Linked DNA regions of Mus musculus: all the other regions are linked to region 3. A link is a loop called in an ENCODE intact Hi-C map of the cell type or tissue named here. Cell type or tissue: heart. All regions are shown on one strand.

Region 1 (8,000 bases), 84 kb after region 3:
TGTTTGAGATTCACCAAATGCTCCTCCAGGTCAGCCAGTGAGAACCTGTTCCAAACAAAAGAAAGCAAAAGGCTATCAGTAGCAGAGATTGGAAAGATAACTGTGTAAGCTCAACCAGGGGGATTTTTTTTTTTTTCTAGTGAGTAAAATGTCCACAGCATGGCCCCTGAGGCCAGCGTGGCTGCCTGATGGTCGCCAGAAGAGCAGGATCATTAGTCAAGGATCCTTCTGCTTCGCTGGCCCTGAAACAAGGCTGTCAGTCATCCTTAGATAGCTTATCTAAGTTTATCTGTGCTGCTGCAACAGATCAGTGAGTCTGCCATGAAGTGAGGGAGCCAGCTTGATGACTCTGGAGGAAACGCCTCCAAGGCTTCCAGCAGCTTCCTACTTCCACTTATGACCACTGCTAGCTGCAAGAGAGGCTGGGAAATGTAGTCTTGGAAGGAAGGGAAGTGGCCGCCGAAGCAGCTCTGTTATCTGTCCCCTTCCCACAGAACCTGAGCCACAGCAGCATCTTGTGCTTCTCAGCCTTGGCCCCCCGTACTGCGCCCCCTAACCCCCGACAGGGGCCCAGAATCAGGGCCACAAAGTTCTCCTTGTGTCCGATTGATCAAGGGATAAGACTTTAAGATTAGTGGAAGTCCCACTGTGTCACCGGCATTATGAGGACATTATCACATTTATGAAGCACTTTCTGAGGACAGATTCTGCTGTAAACAGTTGTCACTGAATCACTTTTTAAACATATTCCTCCCAGAGCCCTCATTATTCCTACTTACCACACGAAGGAACTCAAAGGTTAAGTAACTGTGGATGTTTTCACTGATAAATTCTTCCCTTTTACTGCATTATGAATAAGAGGATTAGAAACCAAAGCCTGACCTATTTTGGTGGCTTGACCACTGTCCTAACTTTCGCCTGATTAGCTGGGGCTGGGGGAATGCTTTGTGGAAACGCACCCAGCGGCGGAAACCACACTGACAGGCTGTTTTCAGTGCAATGCAGGAATGGGCTTAACTCTTGGCATATCTAGCAACCGGCTGGTGACAGGAGGAGAAAGGGTCTGTGAGCTCTGCAGGATTTCCCAGCCAGCAGAGCACGTGCAGATGTGTGGGCAGGCTGGGCTCAGCCTGGACTTAGCCTTAACGTGACCTTTACGCCAATGTTCTTGAAGGCTGAGGAAAAAAAGCTAGACTCGGTTGAGGTCCTCTGAGAATTGAATCAGCCCACACATCTGCCTTTCTAGGTGCATTTGACCAATCCTGCTGGGCAGAAAGCTTTGAGTTCCACTGAGTTTGTCTCTTTAAGACACTTTCCAGGCTGTGTCTATGACTCTTGGCAAACCACTGGCCGTGTGATAGAGCAGCCCACAACTTCGTGGAGCATGGCTTTCAGGTGTCTCGTGCATTTGGCTGTTAGAGCTTCCATACACAGTGCTGTCATTTCAACCCACAGAACAACATTAGAGGGAGAAGGTCAACTCCAGCATAGTTCATGCTCTCACCAACCTGTATCCACAAGGTAGCTGTACCCGCCTTTGCCAAGAAGCCAGGGTTCCCAAAGGAAGCCCATCTCTTCTGTGGACAAAAGGAGACCATCTCAAATCCAGCTGTCACATCAACATTCCAACCTGAGAAAGGCGAAGGTGCAAATGCGTCCCACCATCTTGAATAAGACGTCATAAGCCGGGCCACATAGTGAGTTGCAGCTAGCCTAGGCTTCATAGTGAGGTCCTGTCTCAAACAAACCAAAGCTAAACAAAGGAAAAAAGATGCCACTGTTGCCTAAGGTGAGGTAGCTATACTCCTGTGTTGTGCAGTGCACAGTGAGTTTTTCTGTTCACTTGTGGGTCTCTGAGTGGTTGATGCCTTGTAGAGATAGGAAATAGGGTAAAGAGCGAGCCTGTTCTCTTCCCATTGTATTGTTGGTGGCTTCCTTGAGAGAGGTTGATTGGTGGGTTTTTTTTTTTTTTTGAGACAGTCTCACTATATAGCTCAGGCTGGGTGGGTTTTGTTTTGTTTTCTGAGACAGGGTTTTTCTGTGTAGTCCTGGCTGTCCTAGAACTCTCTCTGTAGACCAGGCTGGCCTCGAACTCAGAGATCCACCTGCTTTTTCCCCCAAGTGCTGGGAATAAAGGTGTGCGCTGCCACCAACACCCTTGTTGGTGGTTTTGGAGTTGAATCCCCTGGTTTCAGAGCCTTCTCTGCTACATACGAGATCTGACATGAGCTCTTGAGTGTCTTGGGGTTCTTATTGCTGGGATAAAACGCTGTAACCAAAGCAGCCTGAGGAGGAAAGGATTAGCTTTGTCTTACCATGTGTAGTCCATCATTCGGGAAAGTCAGATCAAGAACTCAGGCAGGGCAGGAGTGGAGACGGGAACTCACACCGAGGCCCTGGAGCAGTGCTGCTTACTGGCTTGCTCAGCCTGGTTTGTTAGGCCATCAGGGCCCCCCACCCAGGAACGGCACATTGCCCACAGGCCAGCCAAGCGGAGGCATTTTCTCAATCGATGGTCCCTCTCCCCAGCCTAGCTTGTGTCAGGTGGACATAAAAACTAACCAGGACATCCGATCTGTGGAGAAGTTGCCAGCAAGAGACCTCACCGGTGAAGGTGCCGGCTGCAAGCTTACTGACCTGAGTTTGATCCCTGGAACCCCTATGGCAGTGGCCAGAGCCAGTTCCCTCAAATGTCCTCTGATGTGTATATGCTGTCACCGGCATGCTACACAGGTGTGCACACAACCATCAATCAACCAGTCAGGCGCTAGAGGCAGGAAGATGAAGAGTTCAAGGTTATCCTCAGCTCCATACTGAGTTCAAGGCTATCTTGGGCTACAGGATACCCAGCTTCACGATGGACAAGCAGGAGTGAGGGTCCTAGAGGAGCAGGTTGTTGGAAGGGTTTGGTGACTCTCAGTAGTCAAGCGTTGACAAGAGTGGTTTACACACACACAGCAAAACACAAATCCACGCTTGACCTTGCCGTGGGAATTTGAAGGGAGAATGAACGCATCACCGAACTTATTTCTGTCCGTGAGTGAGATGGTGGGGCTGAGGTAGTGGCCGGCACGGGGGTCACTGCACTCCAGAGGAAGTGGTTAAAGGCCGGCTTGGGCTGCGCAGTGAGACCCTGTTCCAAAATAAAAAAAGGAAAGGAAGAAATTTGCCAACTTTCTTTTCGAAAACGTTTGTTCCAGCTCTGTTACCACCCACAGTGACTGAGAGTTCCCCTCGCTCCAACACTAGCACAGTTGGTGGTATCAGACTGACATTTTGGCCAATCTGCTGCGTGAAACGGTCACACACAGTGTTGTTTTCTCTAAGCAGCCCCATTGCTGAGGTCTGCCTGTGAGCCACGCAGCCTACCTGGGCTGGCTGCTGGCTGCAGGCTGGAGGACAGCCCCCCACAGTGTGTGCGGTGTTCCTATAGCCTTTGGCCCTGGGCCCCCAACATAGCCTCAGAGGCAGGTCAGTCAGGGGAACGGGCAGTGAGGAGGTGAGGTCCTTGAAGCCAGCGATTCAGTCATAGTCATTGAGGATGGCATCCGTCACCAAGGGTACACACTAAATCATTGTGTGGGTTATTAATAGAATGTGGGTCATAAGAGAAAACGTGATTAATTGCAGCATGAGCTCAGCGGCTGTTGAGGGCCTCGGTTTTCCCAAGGCAGAATTCTTTCTTCCCGTATCAGCTCTTCTTTGTTGGACTGTGGAGGGAGGCAGTTGAATGAGCAGGTCTTTCTCTGAGTTGATATTTCAAAGATGGGGTGGGGCTGCATATACTGCAGATTGCTTCGAAATGAGGATAAATTGAGCAACTTTTTTCATGTCCCAGAGGATGCTCTCAGACTGTCTGGAAAGGAGAGCGTAGGCCATGGTGCAAGGCCACAGGGTCTGCTTCTCCTACACTCGGCTTGGGATGCCCAGGAAGCCACTCACACAGCTGGCTGCTCGGCCGAGAGAGACTTGGCTATTCATCATGACGCGTGCTAAGAGCAGGCGTCTGGCCAGACCCGGTATGGTAGCATACGCCAGTGATTCCAGCACGCGGGAGACCGAGGCAGGGGGTTCTTAGATTTGAGGGCAGCCGGGGCTTTATAGTGAGACCCAGCCTCCAAACAAAGAAGAACAGAAAACATGTGAAAGGAGGTTGTTTTGATTAGGCTTGTGTTGCTGTGACGCAATACCTGAGGCAGTATAAGTTTAAAGGAGGAAAGGTTTATTTTGGCTCACAGTTCCAGAGCTTCCCCCCCCCCCCACCCCATGCTTTCTTGGCCCTTTGGTTTGGGGCTGCCAGGAGCACACGTGGCCGATGTTAACAATGTGTGCTTCAGGGGGGCTCAGGGGGGTTCAGTGAGGGTCAGCTCCATGTTCATTCCCCTGCAAATAGCCCTCAAAAGATTGCTTTTGGGCAAAGCAATTACGGTGTTGTGGACCTTCGGTCAGACACTGCCCCGGAAGCTCATTCTGTAAAGCAGGAAGCAGTCGGTGCTGCCGGGAGCCACTGCTGTGGGGGTCACCTCTGTCATGGTCTTTCCTCTGCCATCTTGCTGGAGGTTGTGCCCCCTTTGGGGCTGGAGTAGACCCGTGAGTGTCCCCAGGCTGACCCTGGTCCCCAGAGGCGTCAGTACACATCCAGAACCCCGTCTCCTTGTCCACCAGACAAAATGACAGTGCTCCTCTTCCTGGCCCCGGAGGACTCACCCACAGAGTGGCTCCTCCCTGGAGAGAAGCAGCTAGGTGTCCTGAAAGGGTCCTGTTCCCTTAAACACAAATGACCATGCACTCCTGTTCTCTCAGGTCCCTTCCTGTTCTGTTATTTCTGTTAGGACAGAATTGCCCTGTCTTAAACCTCAAAAGGAGCCTAGTAGCTTGGGATGCAGGAATCCCAGATCCGGCCTGACCAGAGTTGACACTTACGTATTCCTATCAAGACTTTGCTAGGTCAGTCCCCGCCTACTGCCCCTTCTGCACAGTGACAGAACTCCCAGGGCCAGCTCTGATCGGCCTGCGAGTCCCTACTGAGATGTGGTGCTTGGCCTGTGAGTGCAGTGCCTGTGACTGATGAGCCAAGGTCTTGGGCGTGCAGGGTTGGCACCCTCCCTCCCCAGGGTTCTGAGGAGGCTCAGGTGTCCCAGCTCTAGTGCCCTCCTTCCCTGCTGTCCTCTGAGCCGCCCTTTACTTCAGTGACCCCAGGCAGACAGGCCTCTAGTCTTTTGCAGTCCGAGGTACCTAGCCCCGAAGGAAGGAGAGCCATAAGCAGCTAGGAGGCTCCATAGCGCCCTTTCCCTTCTGGAGTGCCAAGCTGAGGCAGGAAAAGCTTGAGCCCAGGATAGCCTCTTCTGGTGGATGTGGGAGGGGTGGAGGGACTTGTAGTTTGTTGTAGTGGTGCACACCTTTAATCCCGGAGTTCAGACAGCTCTGTGAGTTCAAGGCTAGCTTGGTCTACATAGTAAGTTCCAAGACAGCCAGGACTACATAGTAAGACACTGGTCTCAAAAAACAAAAATGTGTATAACTAAAGAGGAAGGGGAAAAAAAGAAAAGAAAAGGAAAGAAAAGAAAAGAAAAGAAAAGCAGTTTCCACTGCACTCCTACAGGGCCTGGTAAAATTTTACAAGTACTTTACTCAGGGGCTTCCTGGTTATCCCAGGAATTTGCTAATAGCAAGTCTGATGGTGACAAAGAAGGTGTCCTTAATATTTCTTTCTGCTTCCCTCCCATCCTGTGAAATATCTCGAAAGTCAAAACTGTTTGGACAGCTGAGGAACAGGCAAGGACCCAAGGGGCTGCTTCTGGGTTCTTCTGAAATGTGTGTTTTTCTGGAGTTGCTGGCTCTATGTATAGTGACTGTTGCTAATTTTATCTTATGCCTCCCTAAATGGCATGGTAGTGAGCTCTGGGAATCAGTGAGAACAGCAGCGGCCTGGCCTCTGCCCTTCTGTGTTAGTTGGGAGCTATTTTTCTTGAGAACAAACACAAATCAAGGCCATCCTGCTTATGTAAAAGAGGGACTATACAGATGCAGCCCGGGAGAGCCCACTAACAATGGCATCGGGAATTGCAGGGTCCAGGCCTCCAGTACAGTGTCAAGGGTGCTGTATCTTCCCTGGCTCTGGGCTCTTTGGGTCCGTGGTTGAGTTGGTCTTCTGTGTTGTTTTGTTCTTAGAGGGGCTGAGATGGTCTTGGCAGATGTAAAGAGATATAAGTGACCCATCAGGCAGGACCAGCCACCCTGTTGCTCTCCTTTCCTCCTCCCTGTCCTGGGGCTGCTGTCCTTGCTTAGCTCACCTGGCGTCCAGGCCAGGAACGGGGCAAAGCAGTGCAGTGACCTCAGCGTGAGGCCAGGTCTGGATCATGTGCTCCTCAGGGCCTTGCCCTGCAGAGGTCCTCAAGCCTGTGTCCGTCCCTGTCCCTAAACCTCCTGAATGTGCCACCACACCTGGCTTACCTTACTCACCTGTTTCTAAGTCACTGAATCCATCACTAGACCTCAGTTGTAAAGTAGCAAGTATGTGGATAGATCCAAGCACGCTGATGCACACAGAGCAGCACCTGGGAGCCTGAGGCCAGCCTGAGCTACAAAGTCAGCCCCCCCCACCACCACCACCCCCCCCACACACACACATGCACAAGAAATGAAAGAAAAGAAAAGCAAGCACGGACTTGGTTCCGTTTTAAGACATCTTGATCTCTGGATGGAATTGGGTCCTCTGCATCCTTTCATACCCGTTTCCCGTGGACATTTGGAGGTTGCCCTTCTAGAGCTCCTCCCGACTCAGGGCCCTGCGTGTGCTAGCACATGTAGTATGAACAGACTCGCTTCATCCTTAAAATGCTCAACTGTGTGCTGGCAAGATCGAACAAGCCTGACAACCAGAGTTCAATCCCAAGAGCCCACCTAAAGGTAGAAGCAGAGAGCTAACTTCTAGAAGTTGTCTTCTGATCTAGAAGTGCACATACATGTGTGCCTGCACGTGTATACATTACTTTATACACTCACAATTTTAAAATCTTACCATTCAGATAAATAGAACCATACCAAATATTCACGCGCCCAGACTTGTGTCAGACAAGTACTGCTTGTCACTTCTGCACACATAACTCTCGGAAAGGAATGTCCCTGTGTGTCCCACACTTGTGCATCTGTCCTTTGTCCTCACTGTCACGGTGGCCATGCACTCCTGCCTCAGGGCCTTTGCACCAGCTGTCCTGTGGCCTGGAAGCTCTTTCCAGGGCAGGCATAGTTTGTGATCTTAACCCCTTTGGGTGTCTTTCCCCTCTGTGTGTTAGCAGCCCTGCTCCCTCCACCCCATGTTCTCATCTCAGTTGGCATCAGACCCTAGCCAGCCCTGGTCTTGTGCTGTGTGCTTGTTCGGCCAACTCCTCTCCCTAGGACAGCGGCTCTCCTGTTCTACTGTGTTCTCAGTTGCCAGGCTTTGGTAGGTACCTGTCAAGTGTGACAGGTGACTGTTAAAGCAGGAAGACCCTGTGCCCCTTGGCCAAAAGCATGACCTTTTCTTTTTCCTTTTCATAGGTGCATCACCTTTGACCTTGCCCTTTGACCTTTGGCCTTGGCTCTTGTGAGACCTGCAAAGGTGCACTAGGATCCAGGTAAGTACTGTGGCTATTTGTTTAAAATTTATAAATAATACACATGCCTCTATTATTTTTAAATATGCATACAAAGAGTATCAGAGAAGAGAACCGTCTCTATCACTGCCCCAGCCCCCCCAGCCCCACAGCCTCCCAGCCTCCCAGCCCCCCCAGCCTCCCTCAGAGATAAGCTCTGTCATTCATTCACTGTGCCATGTGCTGCTACCCCGTTTCCCACACACACATATGCATGCTTTGTGTTTCCGTCTGTCCTCTGAGAACAAACCCAGGCTGTACAGATGCTCTGGTACCAGCACCTCAGCAGCAGTGTGTCTCAGAGAGCCTCGTTCACAGGCAGTTACAGTCAGGGGGTTTCGGTTTTGTACGGTCTTCATTCAGTTT
Region 2 (8,000 bases), 200 kb after region 3:
ACAGGCAGCCAGGGTCCAAGGGCAGGAGGGGACTGCCTCTGCCTTCCCTGCAGAGCTGTTCATCGGTCCCTTACACCCCTGGGCTTTCAGGAAGGTGAGAACAGACTTGTACCCCAAGTCTCTCCCAATTTTTGAGTAAGAACACTTCTCTGAGGTGTCAGGCATCAGGACTGACCCCATCCCTTGTCTCTCCAGCGAGGAGTCACCCCTGGATCTGACAGGCAAGGTGTACCAGCTGGAGGTGATGCTGAAGCAGCTGCACACGGACCTGCAGAAGGTGAGGCCCACAGTGTGCCTCCTGCCTACCCCTCTCCCCCTGCAGGCAGCACTGCACCACACACACACACACACACACACACACACACACACACACACACACACTCCTGCCCCTCTGCTCTGGAATATGATCACCAGGGGATTGAAACGTCAAGCAAGGTAGAGGAAATCGGCATGCAGGTCAGTTAGTAGAGTATTTGTCCAGCGTGCACAAGGCTCTGGGTTTCCTCATACTGCCTGAGCTGGGCATGATGGCAGATGCTGTAATCCCAGCTCTTGTCATGGAGGAAAGAGAATCAGAGACCAGTGCCATCCTCAGCTACATACTGAATCTTACTGAGATACATGAGGGTAGGTAGGCCTTTTTTTGTTTTGTTTTGTTTTGTTTTTGTTTTTCGAGACGTAGGTAGGCCTTTAAGTAATTATAAATAATTACAAATTAAAACGGGAGGCAGATGTTGGCCATCAAGGGGGGAATGGCAGTATATATTATAGGACAGCCATGCAAGTGGGACTCTGCAGCCAATTAAGAGTTTCAGTCAAGGGCTGGTGAGATGGCTCAGTGGGTAAGAGCACCCGACTGCTCTTCCAAAGGTCCAGAGTTCAAATCCCAGCAACCACATGGTGGCTAGCAACCATCTGTAACAAGATCTGACTCCCTCTTCTGGAGTGTCTGAAGACAGCTACAGTGTACTTACATGTAATAAATAAATAAATCTTAAAAAAAAAAATAAATAAATCATTTAAAAAAAAAAAAAAGAGTTTCAGTCAAGCCTCATAGTGCCACACGTGCCTGGAGCCCCAGCTCTAAGCAGAGCAGAGACAGGAGGGTCACAGAAGCTTGCTGGCTTCTAGCCTGTCCAAGAGAACATAACCACAGGTAAAGGGAGAGACAAAGAAATAGGCGAAGAGTGACAGGGACCCCTGGAGCCCTCTTCAGACACATGCCCCTCTGCGCACGCACGCATGCATAAATAAGGAAATAGGTGAAAATGGGTAAATGACTAGTAGATATATCTAGCAACTACCATGCAATATTAACTTAGTGAGAAATAGTCCAGGCCTTAATCCTCCTGCCTCAGCCTTCCCACTCATTGCTGGGAGGCAGAGGCAGGCAGACCTCTTGTAAGTTTGAGGCCAGCCTGGACAGTCCGGGATACACAGAAGCCCTGCCTCAAAAAGACCAAATAATAAATAAAAAAATAAAAAGAAGACAGTCCCTTGTGGAAGGGCACCGTTGTATCTGTGGCGTCCATGCACCCATCTCAGGGTGGAGGGGGATGAGAAGAAGCAGGACTGGGGGAGCTTTACTTGTTTATATATTTGAGGTGATGCAAGGCAGGACCCAGGTTCAGATCCCACCCCGGTATTTAATGCTGCACACACAGCCTTGGCACTCCCTGCGCCAGGATGTCGCATGACCTCGGGAGAGCAGAGCCTGCTCAGGCTGTGGTGGGTCTTGGTTGTTTTCTTCCAGGAAAGTGAAGATGACAGCCATCCCGAAGGTTGGGGTGAGGTGGGGTGGTAACAGTGAGTATGGCTAGCAAATGACTACTTCGGCCTGTCAGTGGTGGGGTGCATGCCTGTGATCCTAGCACCGGAGAGTCTGAGGTCAGCCTGAGCTACATACTAAGACCTTATCTTTAAAAGAAAAAAAAAAAAAAAGAATAAATTAACCCGCAAGCTTTCCAAACTTCCTGTCAGAGTTGAGGCCAGGGTATGAGTTAACTTGCCCTGGGTGGTTCATCTGGAGAAGCAGAGCTGGGATTTGAACCCTTGCAGACAGGCCTCTCAGGATCCAGTGGCTGCGGTCTGCTTCTGCTCTGTGCACCTCAGCCATCTGCCTTACCGTACCTTACTAACCCAGCCCTTTGCCCTCCCAGGAGAAGCAGGACAAGGTGGTGCTGCAGTCCGAGGTGGCCAGCCTGCGGCAGAACAACCAGCGACTGCAGGAGGAGTCGCAGGCCGCCAGTGAACAGCTGCGCAAGTTCGCAGAGCTCTTCAGCAGGGAGAAGAAGGAGCTCTGAGTGCCCCTGGGTCACCCTAGACCGCCCTGGCTGGCAGGCAGTGGGCTTCTGGTTGCAGGGGTGACAGGTCATCCAGCCACAGCCCCGCACCCACTGCCCTGCAACCTTCCTTTAGGGACTCGGGGGACGCCAGGCACTAGTCTCAGGCCCCTCTCAGCTGCTCCCTGCCGCCTTGCAGGCCACAGGAGCGCCCATTCCTAGGACCCAGCTGCCTGGAGCTGTGTCGGTGGGAGGGGCCCAGGAGCCCCTGCATGAGAACTATGGAACGAAGTGAGCCCTTTCTTCCCCCACTCCCTGACAGTCCAGGGCTCCTCTATCCCCAGTGAACTGGCTCCAGGTAGCATGGACATCACCCTCCGAGTCCCCCTTCCACACAGCAGCCAGGAGCACTTTCATAGAGTTTAAATTATTTTCCTGGGGCCCCAGAATGGACAGGACCCATTAGCACCCAGATCCACTCCTTTGAGAAACCCCATTTGTACAGCTAGGACTGTTTATATGATCTTTTTTATCAGCTTCTCTCCAAGCAGCCGCAGGCCCCTCTGCCTTGGAGCTACTGATCTGGCCAGCCATGGGATCCTCCTCTAGGACAACTAGGCCATTGCCCCCTACGCCAGCGGCTTTGAGGAACCTGAGGACAGGGCTGAGGCAGAGCCTTCACCCCCTGTATGGTTGTCTTTCCTTTTACAAGTCTCCCTGGCCACACTCCATCCCCCAGTGGACACCAGCCACGCTCACTGTGCTCCCTGGGGAGCACTCACAGTGCAGCCCCCAGCCCCCAGAGATTCTCCAAAGGCAATAAGGGGCAGCTCAGTGGGGCACGCTGCTCACCCAGGAAACACAAATCCCCCTCCCCCTTTTTTTCCTTCTTTAAAAACAAACAGAAAAGAATATATATATATATATATATATTTATTTTTTCATGTAGAGTTGTGCCGGAACACGTTTGAATGGCCACAGTCTGTGGATTTCCCCAAACCCTGTGGGCTGGAGGTCAATGTGAGGACTCAGAGGGACGTGGGGGCAGCAGGCGGCACAGTTGGCAGCGTAGATTGGACCCAGAGCCATAACGAGATGGCCCAGCCCTCAGACCAGGACCCATCACTTCTCTTTGGGCCCACTACCACACACAACAGGCACTCTGCTCCCGATGGGCCAGGCTGAAGGGCAGGGCTTGAGGAAAGGGTATCCAGAGCTCCCTGTGACCTGCCTCTGACCCCCGGGGAACCCCTGGTTGTGAGGGAGCAGCCTGCCATGCCCTCCACTCACCATGGAATGATGGTGGCAAACCAGACCACCCAGTGTCCTGAACCCTGGCCAGCTACTGTGATGTCTGTCTCCTGATCACCTTTCTAAAGGGTTCTCCAGCCCCTCCCCCTTCCTCTCCTCTCAGAACCCAACCTGGAGCCTTCCCCCTTCCCCCCAACCCCCTCCCTTCATTTCTTTCTTTAATGTGTCTTCTCATATCTTCAGACCATTCGAATCATTTGGGGGACCTAATCATGTACATTGACAGTTGTAAATTTTAATTTTTGCTTTTGTTCTATTATTTTTGTAAGAATTCCTGCAAAAAAAAATTATTTAATTTGAGGTTGATACTCTGTGTAATGACTGGAGATAGCAGGCTTTTTTTTCCAGGTTGATTTATTCCATTTGGATTTTTGTTTTAATCATTCTTTATTGTCTTTTCCTCCCCCTCTTCCCATCCCTGTCTTGAGATTTCTGGCATGTTTCAGGAGGTTTCAAAGGAAATAAACGTTTCATAGAAATGGCTGGTGTGTTCTCCTGCAGCTGCCTGGAAGCCAGTGCTGGCTCCCTCCTCCTAAGCTCATATCACACTCCTGCTGCACAGCATACATTTACCAGCCAGCCGCTTTCCTAGGCACCTGACCATCAGGATGTAAAATGTGCTGAAGTTAAAACAAGCTAGGTCTGCAAGGCGAGCATGGTAACCCGAGCCCTTAATCCCAGCGCTCAGGAGGCAAGGTGGGAGGAGCTCTGTGTTCTAGGCCAGCTTGTTGGAAGTAAGTTCTAGGAGAGTTAGGGCTGCACTGTGAACCTGTCTTCAAAGGGAATGGGGGATGGGCCCCTTTCGCCAGGTGTGATGGTTCACACTTGTAATCCCAGCGCTCTGAGGCAGGAGGATCGCCGAGAGTTCAAGGCCAGTTGTGTTTGTACACATCGGGAATCTCAGAGGTGAACGGGTGTCAGGAGTGCAAGGTCTTCCTTAGCTACATAGCAAGTTTGAGGCCACCTTGTGCTGACTGCAAGATAAGTGGTAATGAAGCCCTTTTTAAAAAAAAGAAGAAGAAAAAAGAAAAACTTTTGGGCCAGAAGTGGCTTTGTGGTTAAGAGCACCGGCTGCTCTTCCAGAGGACCCCCAGGTCCTCACCGCTCACAGTTGCCTGACAGCACACCCAAGAGACCCAGTGCCCTCTTCTGGCATATTTAAAAAACAACAACAACAAAAGCCAGGCAAAGTTAAGATAGCATGCGCCTTTAACCCCAGCAGAGGGAGGTGGATCTGTGAGTTTGAGGCCATCCTGGTCTACATAGTTCGGGGGCAGCTAGGGCTACACAAAAGAAGTCTGTCTCAAAACAAAACCACGGGTGATTGCAGGTAAAGTAAGTACTTGCCATGCTGGTGGGATTTGTATGAAGCCTCCACCCGGCCCCAAACCACGCCCCTCTCCATCCCCCGCTTCATTTGTGTGCCCAGCCCCACCTACTCATCCCTCCACTGGGTCCCACCATGCCGTGGACCTCCCTCTGCCAACAGTGCAGGGAATGGATTGCAGTGGAGAGCTGCCCAGGGGTCCCTGGGGACCAGAGGTAAAGGAAGAGTCATCTAGCTAAAGGAAGTGTCTCGGACCTGAAGCCTCGGCCAAAACCAGGATTTCTATGGCCCTCCAGACAGGACAAGAGGGGGCGGCTTGAAGCTTGGGGTCCTGGGTCTGTGTCTCGCCGAACTGTGGACATCTGCGGGTGGGCGAGGCACCAGGCAAACTGACTTTGGACTCAGGAGTTCCAAGAAGATCCTGAAGACTCACCTCCTGTGGGAAGTCAGCCTCTCTGGACAGGACTGACCCCATCCCATCAGCGGTCGTTGTGTTCTTCAGGTCTGAGCTGAACTCTGATCCTCCTTCGCACCCTACCCGCACCCCCCACCGCCAAATATCTTCCGAAAGGTGTTTGCCTATATCCAGTGGAGAATCAGCCCTTGCAAGGGCTTCCAGCTACTTAGACATCCTCACTCGCCACCCTCCTCAGGGCCCCATCCAGCCCAGCCCTCCCCCCATCAACCTGGGCCAAGTGGGGGAGGGAACCCGGGAACAAACTGTTCTCACATCCTCTCCTGGCCTGGGAGACATACCACCATCTCCCAACACCCCACAATTCACACGCGCACCCGCACACGCACGCCAAGCCCTGAAGGCGCCTGCACTGCGCCCCGTAGTCCCTTCCCTTTCTTGCCCCAGTTTTTCATGCCCCTCCCCCACCTCTCCTCAGTCTGCCTATCTCTTTGGCCTCATCTGCCTGGCACTCTCCAGATTTCTGTTGTCTGTTCGCACCCCCACACCCCTTTCTAAAGAGAAGGCTCATGCTATAGCCCAGGATGACGTGTAACTAACTCCCCGTCCCTCCTGCCTCAGCCTCCAGTGTTGGAGTTCTGAGCCACATAGTGTGTTACCATCCTGGATGGCGGTCCCTTACATTCTTTATTGCCTTCCAACCAAAAGTCTCGCTCATTCCCGTGTCTTTTGTCTGGGGGCTTTGCCTGTCCCCTTATCTCATTTTCTCCCTCTGACTTTGTACATTTTCTGCTTGTCTCTCCAAACAGCTGTCCACTTCTCCCTCCCCTGGTCTTGCCAAAGCCTGGCTTTTTTTTTTTTTTTTTTTCCTTTTTCTTGTTTTAAACTATTATTTACTGGACTAGTCCTCCACCCCGTCCCTGGTCCCTGTCCTCTTCCCTCGGAATTCCTGGGACTCTCTCTTCATCTGTGTATCTCTCCAGCTTTGTCCTTTTTTTCCATTCAGTACATTTGTGGCCTCAGAACCATCTTCCTTCCTGACCATTGCCCTGGTTCTCCACCCCCACCCACCCCCACCCCACCCTGCCTGTCTCCTTGAATCCCTGTGTTTTGAGATGTCCTCCTGTCCTCCACTTTTAACCACACCCAGGTCAGGGAATCCCAAGTGACAGCCAGCCATGCTGAGGTGCTATCTCCCAAACCCTAGCCAGGGAGGGGGCTGCCTTCTGGTCTCTCCAGCCCTCCCTTCCCCCCAGTCTTCACTCCCACCTCCCTCTTTGAGCTGCCTCCCGCTGCAGCTGCAGCAGCCCGTTGCTATGGCAACCACAGCTGGCTGGGTGGGAGCCCCTCCACCCCATCCCCCTCTTCTCTCCAGCAAGACAGGGAGGAGCTGGGACAAAGCCACAGGGAGGCATGGTGTAGGGGCAAAGAGGTGGGGGCCAGCCACAGTGGCTTCTACCCCAGTGAGGCCCCTTGGCTTCCCATGTTGGTGACACCCCAAAAGAGGTTAGAGATGGAAGCAGTTGTGGGCAGAGGGGTCAGGCCCAGTTTAATACACAGAACAAGTTAATTCACAGCAGAGGCAGGCAATAAAGGAGACTTGGTGGCAAGGGGGGTACTCCTGGATTGGGGGCAGACTCCCCCAGACCCTCCACCTCCCCCACTTGCAGTCTCAATTTCCCCTTTTAAAAACCCGAACAACAAACACACACAACCACGAGAAACAACCACACCCCCTTGCCACCCCCAAATGGCTAGCGAGGGGGGCAGGAGGCAGCCCAGCCTGGCTGGGTAGGGAAGGAAAGGGGTGGGAAGGGAGAAAGGAAAAAAAAAAAAAAAAAAAAAAAAAACTGAGTCCATTGCAATCTGTGCTTCTCACTGCAGGGGGCTGGCTGCCTGCCTGCCTCACCCCACCCGCCTCCCCGGCTGCACGCCCCAGGCCTGGCAGGCAGGCACCACGCGGGCGCAGGGCGGGGCTCTCAAGGAGGAGGAGGAAGAGTTCAAAACCATAGTTCACATGCAGTATCCACGGTGGGTACTGAGGAAGGGGTGGTACCCACCTCAGATGGGAGTTGAGACCATTGCAACTCCAGAAATGAGGTGGGGAGGCGCCATTCAGGAAACTGGTAAAGTCAGGTCCCCAGCAGACACTCAACAGTGCCTCTCCACCCAGCCAGGCTTTATAGGACTCTTTGTATATATTAATTTTTTTCCCTTTTTTTTCCACGTTTTGTCTTTTTCTTTAGAAAAAGGCTCTTTCCGTGCTGCTGGCTAGCATCCACTACCCCTCTATGCCCGCCCAAAGGCGGGGGTATGGCTTTGAGGAGAGCAGAAGCCTGGTGCCCATTTGTCAAGGGATGAAGAGGGGGGACAGGAGGGACCCTGTTGGACCCAGCCACCCACAGGGTAACATTCCACTTGCAGAGGGAGAACACCTTGCCCCCCCCCACTCTGGGCTTCACCCCATCCCTTCCACTGGGGACACCGGGTGGGGAGCGCCAGGAGCTCCAAGAGGCAGGAGATAGCACCACCCAAAGATCCTGGGGAAGCAGAGCCGGGCCTAGGTCAGGGTGATGTAAGCAGAGGCCTTTTCCTTCAAGTGCCGGAGACAGAGGTGGCAGCTCCAGCTCCCTGCGGGGGAAGCCAAGAGACAAAATTAGACTGG
Region 3 (8,000 bases):
CTGAGACATAAATATGAACCATAGACTTGCGGTCCATCTGGACAGAGCCAGCCACAGCAAAGCTGAGGTTGCCAAATGTTCTCTCTGCTATAAAGTAGGAATTTTGCAGAAATATTATAAGAATATGTTTTTGTTTTAATCTCAGGAGGGCTGCTTCACAGCAGGTGGCTGGTCTGCCTCGTGCTCTAGCAGTGGCGTGGTTCTGCCTGTTGCAGGTAGTTTCTGTGAATATGTGACATTTGGAATTCTGGGGACTTTTCCAAAGTTCCAGGATATATAAGTGCTAGAGCCCCGGCAGAATGGGCTGTTTGTCCATTGGTGGTTGGATGCTGTTGGTTTCAGTTTGTTGCAGTTTTTCTTTTTTTTTTTTTTTTTTTAAAGATTTATTTATTTATTTATTTGTTATATGTAAGTACACTGTAGCTGTCCTCAGACACTCCAGAAGAGGGCGTCAGATCTCGTTACAGATGGTTGTGAGCCACCATGTGGTTGCTGGGATTTGAACTCCTGACCTTCGGAAGAGCAGTCGGGTGCTCTTACCCACTGAGCCATCTCACCAGCCCCCTTGTTGCAGTTTTTCAAGCTGTCACAGGAGAGTCCAAAAGAAGAAATTAGATACCCTGCAGGCAAAGATCAAAATTGCTCCAAGGAGAGCAATGCCCCTTGTCTTAGTTAGGGTTTCCATTGTTGTGAAGAGGCACCATGACCAAAGCAACTCTTTTTTTTTTTTTTTTAAAGATTTACTTATTTATTATATGTAAGTACACTGTAGCTGTCTTCAGACACTCCAGAAGAGGGAGTCAGATCTTGTTATGGATGGTTGTGAGCCACCATGTGGTTGCTGGGATTTGAACTCCTGACCTTCGGAAGAGCAGTCGGGTGCTCTTACCCACTGAGCCATCTCACCAGCCCCCAAAGCAACTCTTAAAAAGGACAACATTTGGGCTGGTGAGATGGCTCGGCGGTTAAGAGCACGGACTGCTCTTCCAAAGGTCCCGAGTTCAGATCCCAGCAACCACATGGTGGCTCACAACCATCTGTTAACAAAAATCTGATGCCCTCTTCTGGAGTGTCTGAAGACAGCTACAGTGTCCACACATATAATAAATAAATAAATAAATCTTTAAAACTTAAAAAAAAAAAAGGACAACATTTAATAGGGGCTGGCTTACAGGTTCAGTTGTTCAGTCCATTATCATCAAGGCAGGAAGCATGGCAGCTTCCAGGCAGGCATGGTGCTGGAAGAGCTGAGAGTGCTACAGCTTGCTCCAAAGGCAGCCAGGAAAAGACTGTCTCCCACGTGGCTAGGAGGAGGGTCTCAAAGCTCACCCCCCCCACACACACACACAAAGTGACAGACTTCCTCCCACAAGGCCACACCTCCTAACAATGCCACTCCCTGGGTCAAGTATTTTCAAACCACCACACCCCTAGCCAGCAGAAAGTCTTAACAGTACCATCACCCCTCTCCTACCGCTGACTTTGCTTGGGGAGTTATTTTCTTTCTTCGGCTCCCCTCTATCCTTCTTTCTCTCCTACTTAGTGTTAGGGGGTTGAAGGGATGGAAGAAGAGGGGTGGACAAGGGTAAAAGAAAAAAAGAAACCAAGAAGTAGCCAAAAGGCCAGCTATACTGCTGGTATCTTACTCTTTAAGGTGCTTTGAAAGAGATTGGCCCCTAGAGGTTCATATACATGCATGCTTCGTTACCAGCTAAACTGTGCGGGAAGGATTAGGAGGTATGTCTTTTTTTTTTTTTTTTTTTTTGGAAGAAGTGTTTCAAAAGACCACACCAGGCCCAGTCTCTCTCTCTGCCTGTGGCTCAGGATGTAGTTTTCAGCTACCTCTCCAGCGTGTTTCCTGCCATGATGATGAGAGTTTTCCCCTTCATAAGGTTTGCTTTGCTCATGGTGTCTCTTCGCAGCAACAAGACAGCGAGTAAGACACTCTTCCCTTCTAGGAAATTCCTCTTCACACAGGGTGGTTCCTCTGACAATGCTCCCAAATGTCTGTGTGCCACCGTCACTGTGCCTCACTGTTACGTCTGTACGGTTATTTGGAAATTGGTAGCCCCCTTCTTTTGAGGTGACAACAATGGTCTGTCCTGGTTCTTGCTTTTGTGGACCATATATAGCTTTTGTGAAGTGCCTATTACCATAAGATGTATAGAGGCCCACCGATAACATGTTAATGCCCTAAAAACCCGTGCCTTACCTTGCTTTGTTGAATGGTGTCGTTCAGAAGCTTCAAAAAATCAATCCACTTAGGAATGAGCCTAGAAGTCGCCATCCAGGCCTAGTTTCCCCCTGGCCCTTCTTAGGAAGGTGGCTTACGGACCTGCGGGTACCCAAGAGAGTGGAGCTTAGTTTGGCTCGAGGTTTAGGTTTTGTCTCCCTTTGTTGTGTGATAGCCTGTATATCCTAGGCTGGCTTTGAACTTCCTGTACAGCAGAGGATGGCTTCACCTCCTGGTTCCTCTGCTCACAGCTCCTGAGTGCTGGGGATGACAGTCATGCCTGGCTTATGCAGTGCTAGGGATGGAACCCGGGGCTTCGTGGATGCAGAGTGTGTGCTCTGCCACAGAGCTTCATCTCTAAACCCACTTTTCCTCATTTGTAAGATGAAAATGCCAATCTTGCCTGCTTTATACCATGCTCTATCTTCAATGTTCCGAGGACTAGACAGAATTCCCGAGAGAGCCTTGATATGCATACTCTGAAGCAGCAGACAGCCACCATTGGCTCCAAGAGGCCTTGGGTTTCCATTTCTTTTCCTATCTCATCTCCTCCTTTCCGTTTCCCCGTTCTGCTTATCCCCTCTTCCTCCCCTCCCCCTCCCTTTTGCTTTTTTTCTTTTCTTCCCCTTCCCTTCTTCATACTCCCAGTTGCTCTATAAACATGACGACTAAATTTATACCGTGGCCAGCAGAGGGCAGTGAAGGCCAACCATGACTGCTGTGGGAAGGACCCAGTCTCTGAGAGAGGATGTTTCCCAGGGTGTTATTCCAGCCCTGCTGCTCGGCAGTGTTTTAGGAACTTATTAGATTGCTTAGTACAAGTCCTTTTAGCCTGAGGCAGTGGCCCACACCTAGAATCTCAGCACTCTGGGGACAGAGGCAGGCAAATCTCTCTGAATTTGATCTCTCTGAATTCCTCCTCTATATTCTGAGCTCCATGACAGCTAGGACTGTGTAGAGATACCCTATCTCAGTGCTCCCCAAACCCCCCCAAAAATGAGGAAGAAAGGGGGAGCAGAAGAGAAGGAAGGAAGGGCAAATTGTCGTGGACCAAACCCAGCCCTACTGCATTGTAAACTCCTATATAAGACCCAGTGATAACCTGGCTTTTAACAAGCTCTCTAACTGATCTCTTGCACACTAGCATGGAGGGCCATTTGCTTAGAAAGCTGTTGGAGTTTGCTGTGAGAAACGGCATGGGCCTTTAGAAGCAGAGTCAGCAGAATCTCCCCTCCAGTGTGGCTAAGCCCTGTGTCTGCAGAGAGGAAGCCGCAGGCAGGACATTTATGTAGAGTGAGTGGGAATCTGTTCGGAGAAGGAAGGACGTGTGTTCAAGACTACCTGCAGTTCCAGTTCTTGGGTGGCTGAGGCAGGAGAACCAGATAATGATTGGGGTCGAGGCTATCCTGGGTTAAACAGAAAGGGGCATGCCAGCCAGGACTATTATGTGACTGACCCTATCCCCAACCCTCAAATCAAGATGTAAGAGCCAATGCACAGTTCTGAACTCACCTGTATCAGAGATAGGGAGGCTCTGCTAGCTCACTACTGCTCATCAGACCCACAATTTACCTCACTCGGTCCTCCTTACTCCCCAGAACCAGAGATGATATCATGTGTGGAAATTTTGCAGTCCCTGCCAGTAGCTCCTATTGTTCTCAGTATACCCATTGAGTCCCCCCTTTTCTTCACCAGCCTACAAAATTCACAGTTGGGATCCTTTGGGTTATCACTGCTGGGATTTGGGGGTGGAGGGAACACAAATGAGTCTTCACTAAGGTTTGTGTTTTCTGTCAGTCCTTCCTTGAGCTCATTCATCAGGATGAACCAGAGAAAACCCCTCCCCTAAGCCCTTCCCAACTTCATCCTTAGACTCAAGGCTGATCCCTAAGAATGAGTCTGGAATGAGTTCTGGAGGACTTGGTTCCAATGGTAGTGACTGACAGCTTGATAACTCAGAAATGATTTATTGGTAGCACTCAGTCTGTAGTCAGAGTGATTATGAGACTAAGATATGCTATTTTCCTGATGTCTGCAGAGAAAACCCAGGTCTCTGTGTTTGTGTGTGTGTGTGGGGGGGGCAGGTTGTTTGTTTGTTTCTTTTAATTTTCCTTAGATCCAATACACAGACTGTATCTGAGGAAAAGCAGGTGGCCTATGAGCCCTGCCTTATGAGAGACCTGCCTGCAGGGGGCAGTCTACTCCACCACACTGCATGCCTCTGGGCACTCCTTGGCTTCATAGAATCTAACAGCATATGAGATAACAGACTTCTTGCTTCCTAGACTTTACAGTTTAGCAGGCAAAGGAGACATCAACAAACGGTCACAAAGTTAACAATGGGACAATTGGAGTGATAGGTTATTACATTTTTTTCTTCTTCAGTCTTTAACTGTTTCAAACTTAAATCCCATGGTGTGCTTGCTGGTATGTGTGCACACTCAGGTGGTCCTCCTGCCTCAGTCTTTCGGGGAGCTGGCTGCTGTGAGTGTACTTAACAAGGAGCGAGCACCCAAAAGGGGGAGGGTATGCATCCTGTGCTTTGCTGGCAGACCCTGAATGAATTAGAAGGCCTTGCCTTCCAGGCAGGCCTCACATTTGGGGACAGGCGTGCAGGTAGTCCAGCTGGGACCAGAAGGGCCTCATTCACTGCCTATAAACTAGAGAGGCCACCTTGGCTTATTCTGTTCTTTGAATGGCATTACAGCTATGGAGCTGAAACTTGTCCACGTGGTCTTCTGAGAGCATGACTCTTGGACTTTGGGCAGATTCAATAGGCTAGAATGCACTTTAACTTTCGTTATGGCTGACAAACATACTTTAATATGGTGGGCTAGTTTCCAGTGAATAGACGAGGTAGCTCAGATAACTGGGAATAGTAGCACCTAGTCACAAATATAAATAGCACCGGCCACAGAGAACTGACCAGGCATTTTACATAATACTGTTTTCTTTCTTTCTTTTTTAATTCTGTGTATGTGTTGGGAGGGGGCATGTGCACATGAGTGCAGGTGCCCTGGAAGGTGGCCGGTAGAGGGTGTCAGATCCCCTGGAACCTGAATTACAGGTATTTGTGAACTGTTTAACATGGGTTCAGGAGACTGGTCCCATGTCAGAGGTCCAAGAGTATGTGCTCTTGACCTCTGAGCTATCTCCCTAGACCCCATTTAGTTCTTCCGAAGGTACTATGTGAGTTAGCTCTTATCCCCCCTTAGCTTTTAAGACGAACATGGAAAGACTATTGGGATACCAAGGGCCATAGGAGCAAAGCGTCACCATCTCACAGCTGGCTACCTGTCCTGTTTCCTCTTCATAACACTGACCTGGTTCTATCCTTTCTGTATCCCTCTAAAGGTGTCCTGTGCATATCGGAGTATAATACATATTCTACATATGTCTGTACACAGTATACATACATTCTCACTCTATCTAGAGATGAGCTCATATTAATATATAGAGCTATACTTCATTTTATAACAGTTGCCAGTTGCAGAGTATATGCCTGACCCTTCACCCAAATTCCTATTAATAACTATTGGTCCTGTGTGTATGGGGGGAGGGGCTATCTCATGTAGCCTAGGCAAGCATCAGCCTTGCAGTGCAGCCAAGGAACTCCCAGTCCTCCTGCCTCCACTTCCCTAGTGAATTTCCCGGTAAATTACAGACCTTCTGCCAGTGTATTTGGCTTGTTAATAGACATTGGGCAGTTTCCAACCTTTAGTTATAACAATCCATGCCACAAATGACTGCCTGCCGTTGTTGGTGTCTCATACTTTTAATTAAATTGTAAACTGAAACAGAAACATATTTACATTTTGAGATATCACAGCTCATCATTGAGATTGTTTGGTTTGCTTTGTTTTTTTTTTTTTGTTTTTTTTTTTTTGTTTTTTGTTTTTTGTTTTTTTTTGAGACAGGATTTCTCTAACAGCCTGGGCTGTCCTGGAACTTTCTTTGTAGCTCAGGCAGGCCTCAAACTCAGAGACCTGACTGCCTCTGCCTCCCAAGTCCTGGGATTAAAGGCATGTGCCACCACTGCCTGTGGATATTCATCTTGAGTGTTCTGTGTAAATTTTATTGTATCCATTTATGTGAACCAGCTGGTTTAGAGTCCCTTACAAGAGCATGGTTGAGGTTTTATTCATATGGGCATGAGCGGCTCACTGCTGGCCATACCACTCAACAAAACACCTCTTCCCTAGCAACCATTAACTTTAAGTCTAAAGAGTCTCAGGGAAAGGTAGGCTTCGGGAGTTTTTATATAAAATTATGCTCCCCCCCCCCCCCAAAGTTCTAACTTGGTAGTCCAAGATGGCCCAGAACTCTCTATGCACTAACCCTCCTGTCCTTAGCCTGTGAGTGCTATGATTACCGGCCTGGTTTTATGTAAAAATTTAAATTGATCAGGCATAGTAGTGCATGCCTTCAATCCCAACACCTGGAGGCAGAGGCAGGCAATCTTTGTGAGTACAAGGCCCCCTGTGTGGACATAAGTTCCAGGCCCAAATCGGGCAGTGGTGGCACATGCCTTTAATCCCAGCACTCGGGAGGCAGAGGCAGGCGGATTTCTGAGTTTGAGGCCAGCCTGGTCTACAGAGTGAGTTCCAGGACAGCCAGGGCTACACAGAGAAACCGTCTCCCACACCAAAAAAAAAAAAAAAGTTGCAGGCCAGCTAATTACATGAGGAAACCCAGTCTCAAAATTTAAACTTAGTTTATGTAGGTATTTTTGCTAGGTTATTACTGCTTGCGATTACAGTGACTTGGATTAGATGTATATGATACGTTTTGCTGAATGAATGGGCACGTGAATGACGCCTCTGATCTGTCCGGATAAGAAATATGTGTTTTCTGTCATGTCATAATGAACACCTTGCCAGGCAGGGCGCAGGCTTAAGCAGAAAGCGTATGCATGAGGGCTGAGCAATTCGAGGCAGTTACCTCAGAATTCCTTATGGAGTGTTTTTGTTGTTTTTTTATAGGTCGAATCTTCACTCATGTCTACGAGTGGACTAAATCTGGACATTCCCCAGGCTATAGGCACTCAACAAACAGCAGTTACCCTCAGACTATGGCATTATTGAATGAATAGAAGAGAAAAAGCCTTCCAGGCAGCCCCTATGGGTCGTGATTCTGCGCCTCCCATCTCGGGGACTGGTCTGGAGCAGAGAGGAACACGGGGAGCCGCGTCCTCACGTTCCGGCTCCCCGAATCCACATGGGCGGGAGGTAGGTGTGTCCACCTCCTTCGGGCAGGAGCCGCGCCTGTTACCTGTGACAGGACTCCCGAGAAGGGACAGCGAGCTCTGCGGCACCCCGGAGCTCCTATGGAGACGAACAGACTTAGAGGGGACCTGGGAAGCTACCTTGAAAACGATGTGGGAGGACCCCACTAACAGAACGGTTAGTCCCGCAGCCCCGCACCTGGCGGATTGACCCGGGCAACCAGAGCGCGCGCGGGTGCACGGTGGCACGCGCACGCGTTCCAAAAGGGGGTGGGAAAAGAAGTCCTCCGACCCCCGCCCCGAGGGGGGACCCCCAACCATCCAGGGCTGAGTCGGCCGGAGAGCGCGCGTGCGCGAGGGCGCGCCGCGCCGTCCCGCTCCGCCCAGCGCTGAAGGGGGTCTAGCGCAGGGCTCCAGTCTTCCCGCCCCTCCCCAGGCTCGCAGGCTCGGAGTAGTAGACTCCGGCCCTGCGGAGAGGGACGGCTAAAGGTTCCGCGAGCCGAGGAAGAAGGCGGACCGGGCGAGGAGAAAGGAGAAACCGGT

Evidence for each region. Peaks named below come from ENCODE experiments on the same cell type or tissue, not always from the same donor. Only the 100,000 strongest peaks of a DNase experiment are listed, where the experiment ranks them.
Region 1: it touches region 3 in a loop (2.2-fold over the local background); 8 of 42 quality-filtered maps call a loop at or near these places.
Region 2: it touches region 3 in a loop (3-fold over the local background); 19 of 42 quality-filtered maps call a loop at or near these places.

What each region holds. Positions count from the first base shown.
Region 1 is chr7:29,434,365-29,442,364 of GRCm38, reverse strand. Sipa1l3 (signal-induced proliferation-associated 1 like 3) reads left to right here. Exons shown (of 23, transcript NM_001081028.1): 3 at 7,540-7,616. Among named protein-coding and RNA genes, the nearest start is that of Sipa1l3, 67 kb to the left of the region's middle. In heart, no CTCF peak of the experiment used is centred here; DNase peaks (open chromatin) are centred at 404, 3,484 and 3,938; H3K4me3 peaks cover 502 bases; H3K27me3 peaks cover 7,320 bases.
Region 2 is chr7:29,316,447-29,324,446 of GRCm38, reverse strand. It overlaps Dpf1 (D4, zinc and double PHD fingers family 1), which reads right to left. Exons shown (of 12, transcript NM_001368371.1): 12 at 6,861-7,966. The coding sequence ends at 7,896. It overlaps Sipa1l3 (signal-induced proliferation-associated 1 like 3), which reads left to right. Exons shown (of 23, transcript NM_001081028.1): 22 at 196-277; 23 at 2,160-4,069. The coding sequence ends at 2,303. Among named protein-coding and RNA genes, the nearest start is that of Dpf1, 12 kb to the right of the region's middle. In heart, a CTCF peak has its summit at 4,763 (motif pointing left); DNase peaks (open chromatin) are centred at 5,036 and 5,636; H3K4me3 peaks cover 1,642 bases; H3K27ac peaks cover 3,712 bases; H3K27me3 peaks cover 4,578 bases.
Region 3 is chr7:29,518,830-29,526,829 of GRCm38, reverse strand. It overlaps a transcript of Sipa1l3 not described here and 4932431P20Rik. Among named protein-coding and RNA genes, the nearest start is that of Sipa1l3, 17 kb to the right of the region's middle. In heart, CTCF peaks have their summits at 2,928 (motif pointing right), 4,428 (motif pointing right) and 5,256 (motif pointing right); DNase peaks (open chromatin) are centred at 2,959 and 4,419; H3K4me3 peaks cover 806 bases; H3K27ac peaks cover 744 bases; H3K27me3 peaks cover 4,961 bases.